Regions from separate parts of the Homo sapiens genome. Here region 1 is linked to region 2. Evidence: chromatin contacts called from ENCODE Hi-C data. All regions are on one chromosome and are shown on one strand. The core of a region is the stretch at or near the end of the contact, and the rest is flanking DNA. Distances in the headings are between cores, read along the strand shown. Region 1 has its middle 17 kb from the start of TESHL. Region 2 overlaps IGFBP-AS1 (IGFBP5 antisense RNA 1).

Evidence for each region. Hi-C counts contacts between places; a loop is a spot of excess contacts on that map. Pooled maps may share reads with other maps.
Region 1: a loop to region 2 is called in a map of gastrocnemius medialis, with 5 times the contacts of the local background. The contact joins two enhancer-like sites. A Hi-C loop is called at or near these places in 8 of 168 maps with a recorded cell type or tissue (K562, aorta, gastrocnemius medialis and 1 more) and 4 of 50 pooled maps.

The regions. Positions count from the first base shown.
Region 1 is chr2:216,886,086-216,889,909 of GRCh38, reverse strand. No RefSeq gene overlaps it. Among named protein-coding and RNA genes, the nearest start is that of TESHL, 17 kb to the right of the region's middle. RefSeq lists an enhancer at 645-1,172. Within about 2 kb of position 2,574, at least 3 of the 41 ENCODE cell types and tissues checked have a DNase peak (open chromatin) inside an H3K27ac peak, as active enhancers do; they include gastrocnemius medialis and psoas muscle, where a contact is called at or near this core.
Region 2 is chr2:216,802,375-216,806,229 of GRCh38, reverse strand. IGFBP-AS1 (IGFBP5 antisense RNA 1) reads right to left here. Exons shown (of 6, transcript NR_187138.1): 5 at 2,843-2,918. It also overlaps the pseudogene FABP5P14. Among named protein-coding and RNA genes, the nearest start is that of TNP1, 56 kb to the left of the region's middle. Within about 2 kb of position 1,474, at least 6 of the 41 ENCODE cell types and tissues checked have a DNase peak (open chromatin) inside an H3K27ac peak, as active enhancers do; they include gastrocnemius medialis and psoas muscle, where a contact is called at or near this core.

The DNA.
Region 1 (3,824 bases), core at 1,325-3,824, 83 kb before region 2:
GGTGATCCTCAGCACAGCTCTCCAAGGAAACATAATTTGAAAACCATATAGGAAGACATGCCCATCTGGCAATGGTATTATTGTTCCTTATGGGAAGAAATGAGAAAAAGACTGAGCCGCCAGGTAGAGGGTGCTGGGCAAGGGAAGGAAAGTCCTCAGATGGCCTTTGCCCATCTATCTTGCCCCTCACTGCCATTAGCAACACCTGCTGTCATCAGACCTGCCCACTTCCACCCTGACAAATTGCATTTCAAACCATTATCGGTCAATAGCGTTTATTTTTGGACATTGCCATCATGAGTACCCCAGGCACCACCAGGCTCTGTGATGTCAGCGTGGCTGAGCTTGGCCTGGTCAATTCTCAAAGGAGAAACTGCCAAGGGGATCGTGGGAGGGCACAGTGATATGAGACCCTGTCCTCTGAGCCAACTCCAATGACAGCCGGGGAAGTAAGTCTCCGTCAGGGACACCATTCGCCTGCTGGCTTCTGGCCTCTCTCTGGCAATGATCAGCACCCAGCAAACTGGCTTAGGCATGAGTAATAAGACAGGTTTATTTCACATGGCTCCTGGCGAGGGAGCAGTGGCCTGGATTCCATACATCAATAAGAGCACAGACAGCAAGCTGGCACTGGCCTGGAATTAGTACTCCCAACCTGGTTCTCCAGGGCTGCTCTGCCATCTCTTGAGACTCCAGACTCTGAATCCAAGGCTCAACTGCCCCATTTTAGATGCCTCATGAGCCTAAATGACCTGCCTGCAAGGCCAGATCCACCCCTCCCCTGCTGTCTCTCCCTTGCCAACATCCACAGCAGTCCCCACGTTCAGGAGAAAGAAGCGTTAGGTATTTCCCATGAATCTGAAAAAGAAAATTTGCATGAGCAGCAGGAAGCTCCCCTGGGTTCAGAGGCTCTTTAGTTATAAGAGGGAATGTGTTGTAGTCACAGCTAGAGATACTTGAACTAGACAAAAGGATTTTGTACACTGCCACTGCAGCATGAGAACACAGATTGGAGGTAGTGGGACATGTTACCAAAGCGCGTTATAGACAACCCTACTCTCACGTTTTCTGATCCAGAAACAGGGGACTGTGGCAGACCCAGAAAGAAAACTCCAGAGATGGAAAACTATGATCCTTTGCACTATGAAATAAGCTAGAGCACAACTGAATGTCTGCTTGGAACACACGACATCCACAGAAACATCTTTAAACACAGAAGGTCTTCTCCAAGCTCATCTCTGGTGATAGGACAACAGTGGGCCTCAAGCTTCTCCAGCCAGTAGCAGGTGAGTTGCACCCAGGCCTGTCAATTTCATGCACACTTGACCCAGTGGCTCATGCTGCCCTCCAAACCTCCCTTAACTGCCATGTTGACCCTGGGCACTACAGGTCTAGGAATGTGCACAAGAATTAGACAGCTGCACGCTCTTACACACATGTAGCCCATCAATGTCTCAAAAGTCCAGTCAAGGGGAGGCTAAGAGGGGCTCCTGGGGAAAGTGTAGAAGGTCCCACCGGGAAACTGCCTCTTGGGCTCCTTTCTGAGCAGGAGCACCTATCTGGCCTGAGGCCTGTCCCTCCTGGCTCTCTCTGAAATGGCTTCTCTCTGTCCCTCCAGACCAGATCTGGTTTCAACAAACTTGGAACTCTCCAAGCCCTTTCCTGCTGTGAACTGATTTATTTGGATCCATCTGTCAGAGCGTGACTGAAGAGTGTCCGGCCAGCTAGCAGCCCAGCTGCAGCAGATGTTGTCTCAGAATGCCCTGCGAGGTGAGGCTCATATGGATTTTACCTGCCCGTTCCACTTGTTCTCCTTTTGCCCTCCTGGGAAAGAGTTGGAAAGGGGTTGAGAACATCTGCATGACCCATGAGAACCAGGAAAGTTAACAGGGCATCTTGGGGGCCACAGAGCACTAAGGAGGCAGGCGTGCTGGTGCAGCAAATGGCGGTGACCCTGGCTCTAGCCTATGATTGTACATATAAAATAAATGTTGCTGATACAAGGGCATGTACAATTTATTAATAATAAAATAAGCAACACTCTATTGTAAGTTCCGTATGACCAATGGATTCTCACAGAACGCTTTTGTGAATTTTTGCCAAACTCTTGTGTCTATAGTGAGTTTATCATTGCAGTTCAACTATGATTTGACAAACGGCTGTGTTTGGCAACAGCTTGTGAAACTTTAGACAATTTAAAAATTGGGACCCAGTAGAAGCTGGGTCCCGTATCCCACTGAGGCAGTACCTTGAGTGGACCCACAAGGGTAGGGGCTGTGCTTGTCTATCTGTGTCTGCAGCACTCATCACAGAACAACACAGTCAGCCAGTCACAGTTCAGCATTCAAGCTGTTCCCTGAATTGGACCTGCTCGCCTTAAATCACCCAAAGAAGAAAGCCAAGCAAGCAGGATCTGATAAAGTAAGAGTAGGTGTCCACAGGGAGCAGGGCCAGGGACTGATGGTGGCAGGTGGTGGGTAGCCAGTAAGACTCCATAGACTGGTTCAGAGTTTGGAGAGAAGCAGCAGGCATGGAATGGGGAGAGCAGGAGCCAGGGAGGGCATTCCTGGTGAGAGGGATGGCACGAGGAAAGGCACGGGACAAACGGCTGCCTTTCCCAGCACGCAGATCACTTAGATACCGTCACTAAACCAATGTTTATCGTCCACTGTGTGCAAAGCACTGTTCTAAATTAAGCAAAGTCCCTGCTCTCGTGGAGATTAAATTCTACCAGGAAAGAGACCCAACATACAGCAAACAAGAACCCTCCATGGTGGAGAATGCTACGAGACAACAGCTTTTATTTCAATATAAGGAAGAACTTGATGTGGAGCCTAATCGCCAGGAATGTTAAACAGGTGCTTCTCAAAGAAAAGTCAAGTACGGCTAAGCAAAGAAAACCAGGTACCTTTCAAACACGGCTTCTCAGGGTCCTGGTGCTCATGGCCGTCAGGAGTCACCAGCAGGAGCTGATGGGCTGTAGTGCTTGTCAAACTTGCTTCACGGATGGAAGAAAACAAAAACATGAGTTGGGCTCCCAGGTGGAGAGCCAGAAAGTCTGACATCCTGGGCAGCCAGTGTAGGGATGTTAGAGCAAGTAGTCAGGCAGATACAAGCAGGGCTGGAGAGGGGTCCCTCCGACCAGCAATGTCCAGTGACCATCAGGTGATTGTCAGGCAGTTGCTACACTGTCTCTCTAAGATAATAACTGGTCACAGCTGGTGCCAAGAAAAGGCAGTCTCCCCATAGATAGAAAACACCTGAAGCTGGTGATCAGCAGCAGCTTCCTCATAAGATCTCAGGAGTTAGGCGAGTGGGCCCACGCATGAGCTCTCAGAGGCAAAATGGCCAACTTTAACTGATCTATGACCCTCCTCTAGGAACACTCGCCTGGTAAGGGAAAAATGCCTCAAATGAGCAAGTACACAACTTCAGTAAACTCACTGCACATACGACCCCTCTTAGGTGCTGGCAGGCCACTGTGCATCCTAATATGTCCGGAATTGGTGGGTTCTTAGTCTCACTGACTTCGAGAATGAAGCCAAGGACCCTCACGGTGAGTGTTACAATTCTTAAAAGGCAGCGTGTCTGGACTTTCTTCCTTCTGGTGGGTTTAGTGGCCTTGTTGGCTTCAGGAGTGAAACTACAGATCTTCGCAGTGAGTGTTACAGCTCTTAATGCCGCGCGTCTGGAGTTGTTCGTTCCTCCCAATTGGTCTTGATGGCTTCAGGAGTGAAGCTGCAGACTTTCACGGTGAGTTCTTACAGCTCATAAGGGAAGTATGGACCCAAACAGCCAGCAACAATGAGTTATTACAAAGAAAG
Region 2 (3,855 bases), core at 225-2,724:
GGTGACAGAACGAGACTCTGTCTCAAAAAAAAAAAAAAGAATTCAAACAGGAGAGTATACCTCCTCGACTCTGACCACCTTGCAAGGCCATCTGCCAACCATAGTCACCACTCAGCAGCTGCTAGGAAGATGGCGCCCAGCAGAGAGGAAATACCTCAAAGAAACAGGGATGAGAATGGCCCTGCAAAATTGGTGCAATGACTAAACCAGATGGTGCCATCTCTGATGGCAAAAGCTTCACTATAAAAACCAAGAGCACTCTGAAAACAACACGGTTTTCTTCTAAACTTGGAGAGAAGTATGAAAGAACTACAGGTGATGGCAGAAAAAACTCAGACTATTTGTCTGCAACTTTACAAAGCGTGCATTGGTTCAACACTGGGAATGGGATGAGGAAAGAAAAACGCAAGAAGAAGAAAAGTGGGAGACAAAAAAGCAGGGATGGAATGCATTATGAACAATGTCACCTGTACTCAGATCTGTGAAAATAAAAAAAGCAGAATAAAAATTTCCTTACTGCTTTGGAGAGCAATTAGCTGAGAGAAGGAACAATTTCAGTTCAATGAACATATCTCCATCCTGCTTGTTTTTGTTTTTATTTTTTTCATTACTGTGTTTAATTATCTTCATCACAAATATTTTACATGCAGCTATTTTAAAGTGTTGGCTTAGATTAGGATCAGCCTTTGGTTAGTAAATAAATGTGTGTTTTTGCTCAAAATAAAATAAAATAAGGAATTCGAGCAAGAGGCAAACACCCAACAGAGTTTCTAGCTATTATCCCAACAGGGAAGTTATCATTCAGGTGTATGCTTGTAGGACCTGATGAAGTTCTAAAATTTTTATAATTATTCCTTCATTTAGTAAAACAAAGATGTGGGCAGGCGGGGTGGGGAGGTGACAGGCTTGTCTTTGGAGGCAGCGAGGAAATAGGAGCCAGGAAGAGAGTGTTCCACTCTGCCTTTATTGGCGGAGAAGCAGGTTAAAGAACAGAAAGGATGGTGGCAGTTCCCAAGAAGAGAGAGAGAAGGAGGGACCTACCATGATGAACCAAAATCACAGGAGCTGCTGTCCCTGGGGCAGGGACTCAGAGCCAGGCCTTGGACTCAGTACTTGCCTTATCCAATCCCAACTCTCCCAGTCAGCCAAAGGTTATGTCTAGTTTTTATCTTTACAGATAAAGACACTGAAACTCAGAGGGGTTCAGTGACCTACCTGGAACACTCAACTTGAAAGTGGCAGAGTCCTGGAGGTGACCTGCATCAAAAAGTGTTCCAGGCACAGGGGAGACATGGCAAAGGACTGGGAGTGGGAGGGAGCAGGAGAAATTCAAGAACGAGAACCTGAAGGGCGAGCCGTGAGAATGAGTCACAGAGCAATTGGGAGCAGGGGAGCGGGGACTAGGCCTCTCTCCATGCTGAGTTCTCAGGAGCACAACCAGCACTGATGAAGCAACTGTCATGTGCGAGGTGTCAGGGGATGTGCTCCCTCTGCTCTCGGAGACTCTGATCAATGGGAAGAAAATAGACAAAAGAGCTCATCACTGAGTGACCAAGTGCAAAGACCCAGCGAATCCTGGGGCCAGAACCTGCAGACTCAGCAGCCTCTAAGTCTAGTTTGCTTCAGATTTCAGTGCTTGAAAAGACAGGAGCCCCAGAAAGTTCTGCCCTCCCTCCTTTCCTCCCTTCCTTCCTCCCTCCCTTCCTTCCTTCCTTCTCTCCTTCCTTCCTTCTCTCCTTCCTTCCTTCTCTCCTTCCTTCCTTCTCTCCTTCCTTCCTTCTCTCCTTCCTTCCTTCCTTCTCTCCTTCCTTCCTTCTCTCCTTTCCTTCTCTACTTCCTTCCTTCTCTCCTTCCTTCCTTTCTTCTTTCATTTTTGCCAATACAAACTATGAGCCAGACCCTAAGAAAACAATTTGACAAGCATCTTCCCCCTGCCCTGATGTCCATGATTCTGACATCCACTCCAAGAAGCGTGAATTTTCATCATTCCCATTTTAAATTATGAAGAAACTGAGTTCTCACAGCTGGTTGGTGACCATGCATGGACTTGAACTCTAATCTCCAAACCTCTACGCCTTGCTTTGTGTTGTTTTCCCCAAACCCTCTAGTCTCACCCTCGCCTTTTCCTTTCTGAGGCAGCTGTTGAACAAACCCAGCCAACCCCATGAGCTCCACCCCCACTCCTGCCACGGCTGCCATCAGAAAGCGGACAGGCCAGGACAGTAAAAGGGCGCACTGGCATGCTGCCCTGAGAGCAGCGGGTCACAGGCTGTGCCAGGGCTGGGCTCCAGCATGAGCTAAATCTGCCTCTCCCTTCCTGCCCGCCCGCGCCCCCACCCCCCCCCCCCGCCACAACCCCGACCCTGGCCAAAGTGGCGGGGAGCGGGAAACTAAAGGAAAGAACATGTTAACCATCTGCAAATATCATGAGAGGTGTGAACATAGAGAGCCAGGATACGATGTATACCCACTCTCCAGGGCACCCACGACTGGGGGCTGGGCAGGGGCAGGAGCAGCTGCTACAGGACCAATTTATGAAAGACACAAAAGAAAGATGAAGGTGGAGGGAGCCTGACCCAAAAGGATTAGGATATGAAATTGCAGAGGCATAGAGGGTCGGGACACAGCTGTAGAAAGGCCTGTAAGATGGCCTGGCTTGAAGAATTTTCAGCCTCACCAGACCCTAGCGGTGGGGTTCACTGCCCCAGCCTCCTGGCTGGGAGTCCAGGCTGGGCTGAGTGGAGGGAGGTCCCTGCTACTGCCTCCCAGAGCTGAGGGGAAGAAAGAAAGGCTGACCTTTGAGGAGAAGCTTGGGGTTGGGATGAGGAAACAAGCACTCTACCCTTGTAAGATGTGTCTGGCAGCAGAATCTAGAATCCTGGCTGACCCAGAGCCTCATCATGTGTTCTTTTTGTTTTCTGTAATGACAAAGATAAAGAGTGGGAAAAATAAACCAATGAAACATGCAGAACTCCTCTTTCACCTGCCTTGACCCTGAAGAAAGCAATCCCATTGGCAGACTAGGGGCTGGAGGGAGCACACAAGCTCAATAGCAGGCTCCAAGGTCCCGCCACCATGAGCACTAACTGGTAGCCTGCTCCACCTTTTCCCACTCCCATCCCCTGGCTTGAGAAGATTGTCAGGCTAAGCTGCCCCTGAGATGGACACCAGCACGCGTCACTCAATCTCTGGAAGTGTTGGTCCATCCCCTTACATCTGCAGCTGTCAGGCAGCCTCTTTGAGAACAGGCTCTGGTTACAGGGTATAAACAGGCCACAGAATCAGCTGGCCCTGGTCTGGCCCATGCTGCTGGTGCTTCTAACTTGAGGGGTGGGGAGCAGTGACAAAGCTGGAGGAGGGATTTGCAAAGTGGGATGGCCCCTCTCTCTGCATGCCACCTCCTCCTCTCCTTCCCCACTCATGTGAATTTTCGCCAGAGAATACAGATCTTCCTTCCCTGCAGTGGTCATGTGTCCCCGTGACCTTGGCATGGGCCGCAATGCAAGAGCAGCCCATCTTCCAAGTCAATCGGGTCAGAAACGTGCTGTTTGAGACCAAACACCATTCCCTGTCATCGCTGTGCAGACACAGAGATCCCTTTCATCGGAACAACAGAATCTTCTGTGTATTTGTCTTCCTTCCAACCCTAACCAGTGGGATTGAAAGTTTGTATCTTTTTGGCTCCAGGAGACCCTTGTTGTACCCAATATGGTATTCTGAATCTCTAAATGCTCAGCCAAGACCTGCAGATGATTAGGGTAAGCGTGCAGTGGGGGCTTCCAGAGTAAATGTTGCAAACCCAACAGAAGGGGCCACTGTCATTCTGGAGGGAAAAACAGAAATTCAGACTGATTT